Linked DNA regions of Homo sapiens: region 2 is linked to region 1. A link is a loop called in an ENCODE intact Hi-C map of the cell type or tissue named here. Cell type or tissue: PC-3. All regions are shown on one strand. Links, peaks and the distances in the headings refer to the core of each region. The heading gives the core; the rest is flanking DNA.

Region 1 (5,391 bases), core at 208-5,207:
TTGAGAACACAGAGCCAGCACATTACTTAAAACAGCAAAGTGTCATGATTCAATAGTCATAACTTTTCTTCCTATTAATAATAGTTTCGCCCCTGAATCATACCTACATGTCAATCACATCAATAGACTAGAAAAATGATGTTTGGCAACATTACAAAACACAGGCATCTTGGAGTCTGGTTATTTTCTATTTTGTAAACCTTTAATACTGAGCTAAAATCTATAATAAATCTCAAACATAATCAATAAGGATATATTACATTCTGTTAAAAAATTTAGTGTAAATCTTTCAATCTTTACAAATTTTGACCTTATGGTGGTGTAGACAGATGAATTGTAAATTAGGTGTTTTTAAAACACATATATTTTTAATTAATGCATGATATAATACAACAATAAATACAACCAAGAATAAAATGCTAATTTATATTTTATATTTAGGTATAATCAAGTCAGGTTAAAACAGACACTTGATGTTTCCCACATTGATTCAGCGTTTATATCTCAGATGCAAAAGAATCCAATGAGTAATAATTTACATATATATACATTTTAAACAGTAAAAATAGATGGAATCATATATAGGCTTGCATAGAAGATAGTAGAACACTAGAAAGCAGTTCAATTGTGAAATATAAAATCTTAGGAAATTGATATGCTATTTAAGAAGTAAATTATAGCTCCGTATTTGAGAGTCTCTGTTAGTATACTCCATATGTCCTGTGTTCTTTTATCAGTAACCTTCATATTTTTCAAATTTCATAGGGACTTAAAAAATCCATTCTGGCTTGAAAGCTTTTTATCTCTTTTCTTTTACTGTTAGGGTAGCATCTGGAAGGGGGTTGATTGATCTAGCAGAGGTAGCCAGTGAGTCAGGCTCTGCTAGAGAAAGGGTCACTTGAGAGTCACTTGAGTTTTCACCTTTCTGTTGATGACCTGACTTTCCAGGTATGAACTGCTCTGATTGATACACTTACACAGCAATGTGGAAGAGTGATTATGAATACAGGTTCTGGCATTGAACTAACTGTGTGACCTTGGGCAAGTAATTTAACCTTTCTTTGCCTTGTTTGCTCATCTGTAAAACTGAAATTATACCATTGGGGTTAAAAGACATAATATCTGTAAAGACAAAATGGCGTAGTGCCTGCTACATAGTAACTCTCAAAAAATGTTAGCTATTTGTTATCTGTACACTCCTGAATCCCACTTCCTTCTTTATTCTAATATCATCTTGGGTTTCTTCCTGATTTTGAAAACCTAGATATGGGTTCTGTTGGCTAAATCTCTTTTATTTTATTTTTTTTTGCTTCATTAATTCTGATTTGATAAGGTTACATGATTGTCTCATTATTCCCTTTGCTTTGCCATTTGGCCACGGGCTCCTTGGCTCAAGATGTGGATGAATTCAGCCTCCACAGGAGCTCAGAACTGTCTTCCCCCATTTGATCCCATTGGCCATATTGTCTTCCAGTTGAAGTAACTCCAAATCCTATTATTTATCTTGGACTATCTTACATTCTTTCTCTTTCCATATAAAATATATCTTCAAGTTCAGACAGTTCTTCCTTTATTACACCTTTTGTATCCGTCACTTCCCTTCTGATCCCATTGCTACCACTCTATTCCAGGTTCACATTATTCCACAGGTATATTCTTTCCCTCTTCCTACTCCTCCTGCACACAGATGGTGTAATAATCTCTCCAAAATGCTGCTTTTCACTTGTTACTCTTTACCACTCCCACTACCTCCATCGAAAATCATTGCTTACTGGAGTACGGAAACACTTCACCTGACATTTAAGGTCAGCAATACCCCATCAATTTTATTTCTCATCACTACCCTACTTTCATTTCTTTATCAAATATTTACTTTATGTCAGCTTCCATAACAGGCATTGTAGATATAATGATAACAAATTAGCCACAGTCTCTGTCTTCAGGAAACTTACAGTCTAGCGAAGAGACTTTTTTTTAAAAAAGGCATCTTGATATCATGTGTAGTCCTTTTCCTGTGCTTAACGGACTTTCCCATCTCCATTGGTCCCAGACCTGTTTTCCTTCAAGTCCTCCTAAATGTTTTTTTTTTTTTTTTCCTTCTAGAAGCCTGTTTGAGAGCAGGACTGATGCTGAATTCAGAAAATGTAGCTGCTGATTGCATTCACTTTCATTCTCTAACTCATTTCACTGTCCTTCCCAAAATGACTGGAGAAGAGCACCAAGCATCTCTCTTCACCACTTTTATGATACTCCCTTAAATCTATCAACTTTCCAGAATATCATGGGAGAGAAGGGAAAAGGCACAATAAACAGCTTGATTTCTGAAGGCCCTTTCTGCTTGATTTCCTTGGACTTACTTCTGTTGATTTTAGGTCCTGAGAACATGGGTAAAAGCTCATTATCATTCTCTGACATTTAGCTCAAGTTTCCTTTATGAGTCAAAATAAACTAAAAGTTTAAACAGTTATTGGACCCTGGAACATTTACTGAACATTCTATTATACATAAGAACCTTGCTTGTTTTTATGGGAGAAACCTGAGACGAACAAGAGGGAGTTTCTCACCCCTGCCTCGCTCAAGCTCTACTCATCCTATGCTACTTGCTAATTCCTAAACATACACCCTCTTCATACTCCTGAGCCTTTGCTCATGACGCTTCCTTTTCCTGGAATGTTATTCCTTCTATTCTTTATCTAATAAAATCTTATTCTTAAATGTACAAATCAAAAGCTTCCTTCTCTATGAAGACGTCTGATCACTACCTTCCCAGAGAGGAATAACATTGCTCCCCTTTGTCTTCCCTAAACACTACCATGTCATGAGCACTTCCCTCATTGTGTTATAGTCGGTTGGTTCCCTTCATTTCCCCCTCAGAGATATTTAGGCTTTGTGAAATCATGTCTTATTTATCTTTGTGTTTTCAGGGCTTAACACGGTGCTTGCCACATAAGGAATGCTCAATATTTTTTGTTAGCTTAATTAGAGGAAAGAAAATTATACTCTTATTCCATATAAAATAGAGTAGTTTTAAGACAAATAGAATAAAATACTTAGGTATTCAGAAAATCTTGACTGACTCATAAGAGAAAATGTTTATAATCAGCAAAAAGAAAAAAACACCCATTTACTAAAGACCTACCATGTGTCAAGCCTGCATTAAGTGCTGGCTGTACTACTTAGTAGTCATGTGAATTTAATTTATGCCTCAGTTTTTTTAAATCTAAGAGGGAAATACTGTTGTGTGTGTGTTTCTATTTGTGTGTACATGTATATATCTACAACTACAGCATAGGTACATTAATAGGTACGTTAGAAGAATTAAATGAGATGAAGCATTTAAGGCACTAGTATATTATGAGAATTAAATGAGATGAAGCATTGCCAGACAGAAAGAGATTAAGAGTGACTTCATGATTCGAAATCTCTATAGCTAGCTGGGTAAAAGATAGGGTCAGTGACAAACTCAGAAGCTGGACACAGACCTGGTTTGGGGGATAATGATAGTTTGCTTTTGGACATATTGAGTTTCAGGTGACAGCAGCCTTAAAGTATATGCATCTGAGGGCAGCTGAAGACCCAGGACAAGGGCACAGGATAAATAACAAGTTAGAAGTACAGAAGATGTTCACTCATTCCTTCATTCATTTAACAAATATTTATTGAGTGCTTTCTCCATTCCATCCACTGTGCTAGATGCTGGTGAAAATCTGGCCTAAAATGTTGTACTCATGTAGCAAAGAATCTACTGAGAACTCACTAATCACATTAACAATGACAAACTGTGATAAGTGATATAAAGGAAAGGCTATCACTCTAAAAATCACACTTGAAACTGTCAGCGTGGTTAAGATAGTTAATACAAAGTGCAAAAAAAAGATGTGCAGAAGCTAAGCTTTAAGATATGGTTTGTATTTGAGCAATTGGAAAAGATGATGCAGTCCATAAGACCATGAACATGATAGAGGTGAGTAAGTCAGAGAGGTAGGAGACAGACCAGAGTACAGAAGTACTGTGGAAGCCACGGTGTAAGGTATTTTAAGAAAAGGGAGAATGTCCAACCGTCAAATGATGCAGAGAAGAAGAGTAAGTGAAGATACTGAAATTAACAATCAGGAAGGTACTGAGTATTTTGAAAGTACATTTTCAGAAAAACTATAGAGAAACAATCAACATCCAAGAGATTAAAAAAATGTTGATGGAAATGATGTGGAAGCTTAATGCTCAGATCAACTATTGGTAAAGAAGTCAGCAAAATTAGTAAAATAAATGAAGAATGAAAGTAGTAAGGGACTCTGAGGAGTAGATTTAAGAAACAGGATAGGAAACAAAAGTAGGGCTTATATTTTTGAGATTATCAATGAACCCTTCAAATATTTTATTTTAAAAACATCTATCATCCTAATGGCCCCTCCCCTATTTAAAGTTTTAAAACTTTTGATGTTTAATTTTTACCTGAGCAAATAGCCAAAGACCTCTAAATATGCTGGGTGCAGAATTTTTATTGTCTGCTGCTGTGAGTTTGGACAATATAGGAAATAAAAATGAAAGTTACACATGATATAGGTTCAGGGTTTTTCAATCCCATCGGCCTATAAAACGACTAATATTAAATGATACAACTTTAATATAAGAAAACAGCCACATCTTAATTGCCAGTAAGAAATGAAATTCAGCCACAATAGAACAAAGCATCGCGATAGATTAAACAGCCTCAGTTACCCTCAACTCCTTTGATCTACCCCATTAAATCAGTATTCATCATGTTAACAGTGACCACACAGACAAAAAGCATCAAAATTGGTGTGGTCAACTGAGTCAATACATCTGACCAGTTGTCAGGCAAGTCTACAAACAAGCAGCAAAGTGTGAGTGGTTAAAAGAGGAATTATTCCAAAATAAAATTTGTTAAGTGCTATATTATTTGGCTCAACCCCTGTATCTGACAAAATTTTAAAGGAAAAAAAGCAAAAGGAAGAAAGAAGAAGGAAGGAAGGAAGGAAGGAAGGAAGGAAGGAAGGAAGGAAGGAAGGAAGGAAGGAAGAGAGGGAGAGGGAGGGAGGGGAGGGGAGGGAGGAGGAAGGAAGAGAGGGAGGGAGGGTGGGTCGAGCAACCAAAACACACAAAAAAACCTTTCAAATGTTTTGCAGCCTCCCTCTCAGAGGTGGTATTGCCTGAGCTTAGCGCTTTTGTCAGTAGGAAAAGAAATTTGAGGAGCATTGGTCTCTCCAAGAATTGTTGGACCAGATAGTAGTTGCTATGTCCATTGGGCCACCTCAGAGGGAGGAGGCTTGTGACACAGATATTAACATAAAATTTCTACTTGATGTATCAATCCCCAGTCAAACACTAGAACAATAATTATTTTTAAATTGAAAAATAATTGACATTTTT
Region 2 (5,391 bases), core at 139-5,138, 78 kb before region 1:
CCAATTACCTGACAGATAATCTGGAAATATAGTTGGTTTATCATGAAGAATGCACCTACCAAAAATCTGATAGCAAATTCTTACTTATCTACAATTGTCTAGAGTGAAAACAAGCAACTTGGCAGTTCAAATTGTACCTCCAGCAACAAATCCCCCACTATTCCACTTTAGGGCATGCAATGCTACTCCCCTAATGTTGTTTCCCCCTCGTGGCACATAGTCTCAATCTATTGATTGGATTGAAGACGGTAAGAAAAACAATAATGATAATCTCTCTGCATACTCTACATGAGGGTATCTGCTCTGAAAACTTTATTCATCTCGTCTACATTAACATCAGTTAAGACTGGCTTTTGTCCCATTCTTAAAAGATACTTGGTTTCTGTCAAAATTGGAAATAACCTCAGTAAATTTTAGATTTAACTTTTGTCAGCATGCCATTGTTCTTTAGATATTTTCCCTCCAGGGCCTGGCAAAAATATTAAATTATTTCCAAGAAAAAATTATGATAACTTGAAGAATAAAAATGTTTTACTTTTCCTACAAGGTTTTTAATAATTTTCTGGAATGCTATAATTACTTTCTTCTAAATAGTAAGTGAAAGAATTTGCTAAAAATATCTCAGACCACTTTTTAGTTTTGCTTATTGTTCTGGAAACTTTGTTTCCTGAAACCATTTCAGAACCTATGGGATCCAAATAATTTATTAATGTGCACCAATTTTCATTATACTCTATGTAACTTGCAAAAAGCAAGATTTTCCACCTGTTACACTCAATTGTGTTGATCAACAAAAGGGCATATCTCCCCCATTCCATCTTGACAGAGATGGTTTCTTTCTTTCCAGTTCCAACCAAAGAGAGCAGTTTCAAACAGCCTGTGAAATCCAAGTAGATTTCTACCATACAGAAGTCTATTTCCTGATGGATTCTCTACCCTTTTTCCTGAATGATGGACAAAGAGTGATACGTGTTATGGATGGAAGATAGTGGCCAGCTCAGGATTGAGTGTCTTCAGAAATTATGTCCAAATGAATCATGGACTGAACCCATTTTGTTATACTAAAATTTCCTTTGTGCACTAGAGGTCATAAAAATGTTTCACTGCCAAATCTAGACCACTTTATCCTCCAATGAAATTATGATTTCTAAAGCACAAAATCTAAGAAAAACTCACATTGGGTAGCAAGCAAGGCCAGCCAGTTCATCAATAGCCAGGCATAAAAGTCTACATGTTTCATTTTGCCAATAAGCTTGTCTGCTTCATCTGGTGCCAACAACTCAATCCTCTGAACATCACATATTGAATAAAGGAACCTTTTCAAATCTACGGAATACTTCAGTTCTCATCTTTCTAATGTATCATCTGATACAAGGGTTCATTCTATCCTTCTAGAGTTAATAAATGATTACTGTACCAAGTCTGATATTCTGGAGGTGCTGAAGTAAAAACTGCCCCAAACGTCCCCTCAGGACAGTGGTTATTTTTTAAAACAAATTTACTGTGTATCCTGGAGTTTCTAGAAGTTCACTTATGCAGAAAACTGAATACAACATTCACCACTGAGGTTTTAACTTTCCATTCTTTGTCAACAATTGTATAATAAAGAGAAAATAGAGCCGTAATTATGCAGGAGGAAAATAACTCAATTTAAATAATTGCGTCTGCGAAATTCAACTCTGTTGTCATAAAATTTTTGACTAAGAATCCTACAAAAGAATTCACTCTGCTTGGTTTATTACTCAATAGAAATCTATGATAATCTGATAACAGCCACATTCCATATTGGAAATTTGTATGTTTCCATAGGTCTAAATTTGCTGATGACCTATTTCAAGAGGGCAATCAACCTTTACCAAACTCACTGAGTTCATTTTTCCCTCCTTTGCACCAGATTGAGAGAATATTAACAGGCCCTAGCAGAATCTTTATGCTAAGAAGAAGGGAAGAACTTGCTTTTTTGCCCTGTGTACAAGAAGAGAAGGACTGAACAATGGTCTACAAGGGAAGCTTGGTGTCAGATGTAGCAGAGGAGCATATATACGTGAGACAATTGTACCACATACACGATAGCAGGCCTTATTCTTTTCTGATGTGCAGTTCTTTATCCAGAGGATGCGGGCATCTGTGGCACAGGCCAGTAACAAATCAAAGTGGAGCTACTGAGCTTACCCTGAGTGGGAGGCATCAAGATTGATAGTGTGATGTCTGTGAGTGAGAGGTGCTGAAGGCTGATGGGGTGGTGAAAGGAGCTGATATATTTAGATTACTTTACATGTTATTGTTCAATGCAAAGCCCTTCACGTGTGTTAGAGAGTAATAGTTTCTCTTCTTTTAATGATCTTTTAGTAGGAGAATGGACCAGATGACCTCTATAGGTGTCTCTCCACAGGGTAAGTCCAAGTTCTATATTCTTGGTAAAGGTTTGCCTCTCTAGGCCTTATATGTGAAACAACAGACTTGTTTGATGAGTTGTCTGCTCTCAGGGAGTTTACAATCTATTGCTGGGATAAGAATGCAAACAAGAAATTTCTCAAAAGCAATATATGTCACTATGAAAAAAGAACAAAATATATTACAAGGAGATGTTTGTCACTTTGGTTTATTACTGTATTCCTAGTATCTCAGATAGTACCAATCACACTGTAGTTGTCCTATAAATATATTTGAATGGATGAATGAATGAGTGATTTCACACAAAATGTATTTAAGTCAAGATTAGAAGTTCCCAAACTGAATAGGTTTGCTCTCAAAAGATTACATACTGTATGATTCAGTTCATATAACACTATTGAAATAACACAATTATAGAAATTGTGAATGGATTACTGATTGCCAGGATTAGGCAGGGAAGGTGACTGTGGCTATATGAGGGTATTACAAGAGAAGTAGGGAGATGACTATGGCTATATGAGGGTATTACAAGAGATCCTTGTGATGGAATTATTCTGTATCTTGATTGTGGTGGTAGTCACACAGATTTATACATGTGATAAAATTCCATAGAACTAAATAAACGCATACACAAATGCATGTAAAACTGGTGAAATCTGAGTAATGTTGATAGAGTGTGTCAACGTCAATATTTTCTTTGTGATTTTGTGCCATAGTTATATAAAATATTAAAACTGAATGACACTGGGTGAATAATATGGTTTGGCTGTGTCCCCAACCAAATCTCATCTTGAATTGTAGTTCACATAATCCCCACATGCCGTGGGAGGGACCCGGTGGGAGGTAACTGAATCATGGAGGCAGCTAACCTCATGTTATTCTCCTGATAGTGAATGAATTCTCACGAGATCTGATGGTTTTATAAGGGGCTTTTCCCCTTTTTGCTCAGCACTTCTCCTTGCTGCCACCATATGAAGAATGATGTGTTTGAAGCTTCCCCTTCCGCCACGATTATAAGTTTCCTGAGGCCTCCCCAGCCATGCTGAACTGCGAGTCAATTGAACCTCTTTCCTTTATAAATTACCCAGTCTTGGGTATGTCTTTATTAGCAGTGGGAGAACAGACTAATACAGTGAAGGATATACAAGCTCTCTCTGCATTATTTCTTATAATTGTAGATGAATCTACAATTATTTCAAAATAAAAGTTTAGACACAATATCTGAATTGGTTTACTGGAGAAGGGTTCATGGAGAAGTGGGAATGAACTTGGCTTTGAAAAAATGGCAGGATTTGGATAGGAAGCGAGAAGAGTGCTTGGATGGTGTGGTGAATGGGCTAGAGAGTAGGCTATAAGAATCTCAAAGGAACAGTCATCCATGTGAATATGGAAGAAGCTGGCAGCATGGTTAATTTGGTGGCATGGTTTTTAGTAGCAAAAGTAGGAATTTTGAAGTTCAATCTCCCTCACCCTGTTGGCCAGTTCCTACACTGTCCTCTGTATGATGGCAGCAAACTCTCTAATCTCCGAATGTAGGGTTCCTCACTTGCATCACAGAGGGCATGATACTTTCTTGACAGTGATAGGAATATTAAACAAGCCAATGCATGTCAAGGGTCCAGCTCGGATTTTGGCTCACGATAGATATTTAGCAAATACAGATTCCTTTCTCCTGCCCTTAGACAAAGTCCTACAGGTAAAGCTAGGGTTCTTAGGTCAATCTCGAGGCAGGTTATCACACATTCGTAGCACTGCTCAGTGCTGGGGAAGCTGCATAATGGAGCAATGCCAGGAGGAGAAGCCTGTCACCCATTAGCCCTAAGCCACAGCAGAAGCCCAGTGTGGGCAGAGAATATGAGCGGGTGACGAGAAGTACCTTCAGTCTCTGGACTGGAAGGCACACCTGGCCTTGTGAGAGGAGAAAGACAAAGTTCTCAGAGCAGCCTGTCACAGCCAGAAGCTGTGACCACTGCTGCCTCTGCTTATGCTGCACAAGGCAAGGAAATAAAGCCAGGATGTCTTCTGGGCAGTGGCGGTGTGTCTATGCTGAGCCCAGGGCAGAGCTTCATTCCTTGTGCCCTGCACACGTCAGCCAGGATGGGAGCTGCTGGGAAAGCCAGCTGGCCGCATAAGGAGATTCCCCTTCAGCAACAGCAACAGCAGCAGCCGCAAGAACAAAACAGAAAACTTTTAAATAAAATGTTTGCTCACATACCAACAATTTTCTTAAATCTACATGGAAGATTAGTACCAATTTGGAGACAGATGAAAGATCTAAAATAATAACTTTCCAAGGAGTGTTTCTCCCTCATTTTCTCTAATTTCAAAATTCAAAATGATTACCATTTTAAAATCTTGGTTTGTGTGTGCGTGTGTATGTGTGTGTTTCCATGTGTATGTATGTGTGTGTTTTGTCTACAGTGAGTATTAGTACATTTTCTGCTATTTTCCTTCAAAGAAGAAAAACAGATTGGAGAGACGAAACTCTAAGCTGACAATATATAGTTTTGTAAATACAACATGTAACGATACAAGCATTTACCAACAGGCATTAGCTGTAACAATATGAATTCCATGGCTGAGCAGCATAAAACATATTTAGAGCCATTGCTCTACAGCATGCTACTGATGTCGTAGGATTGTGTTTATTGAGATGTACGGTGAAACCTAAGGAGCTGCTTGCACACAAGAAAGGAATCTAAATTGACTTCTCCAAATTTCTGCTGCTTTCAGGTAATAAAAATCTAACACTCTGGACTCTAAACAAAATCTTTGTCAAAATGAACAGTTAGTTTGAGATCTGGTCAGAAATGTCAGGCTAAGAAAATAAGTCAACATTTTTTGTGACGGTGGTAGTGGGTTTTTCTGTTGTGGTGGTGATTTTATTTTTGTATAGTTCCATTTGTTTTCTGTTTTTCACTGCTATTGATACATCAGGCATCCAGTCATGAAAAACAATGTCCATGTCACTAAAATGGCCTCCAGGCATTCAGTATA

Evidence for each region. A loop is a pair of places that touch in the nucleus more often than their neighbours do. Peaks named below come from ENCODE experiments on the same cell type or tissue, not always from the same donor. Only the 100,000 strongest peaks of a DNase experiment are listed, where the experiment ranks them.
Region 2: it touches region 1 in a loop (7-fold over the local background); 1 of 110 quality-filtered maps calls a loop at or near these places.

The regions. Positions count from the first base shown.
Region 1 is chr1:88,143,467-88,148,857 of GRCh38, forward strand. No RefSeq gene overlaps it. Among named protein-coding and RNA genes, the nearest start is that of LINC01773, 240 kb to the left of the region's middle. In PC-3, for the core only: no CTCF peak of the experiment used is centred there; a DNase peak (open chromatin) is centred at 2,505; H3K27ac peaks cover 1,524 bases.
Region 2 is chr1:88,065,655-88,071,045 of GRCh38, forward strand. No RefSeq gene overlaps it. Among named protein-coding and RNA genes, the nearest start is that of LINC01773, 160 kb to the left of the region's middle. RefSeq lists an enhancer at 4,382-5,391. In PC-3, for the core only: no CTCF peak of the experiment used is centred there; a DNase peak (open chromatin) is centred at 3,067; H3K27ac peaks cover 1,300 bases.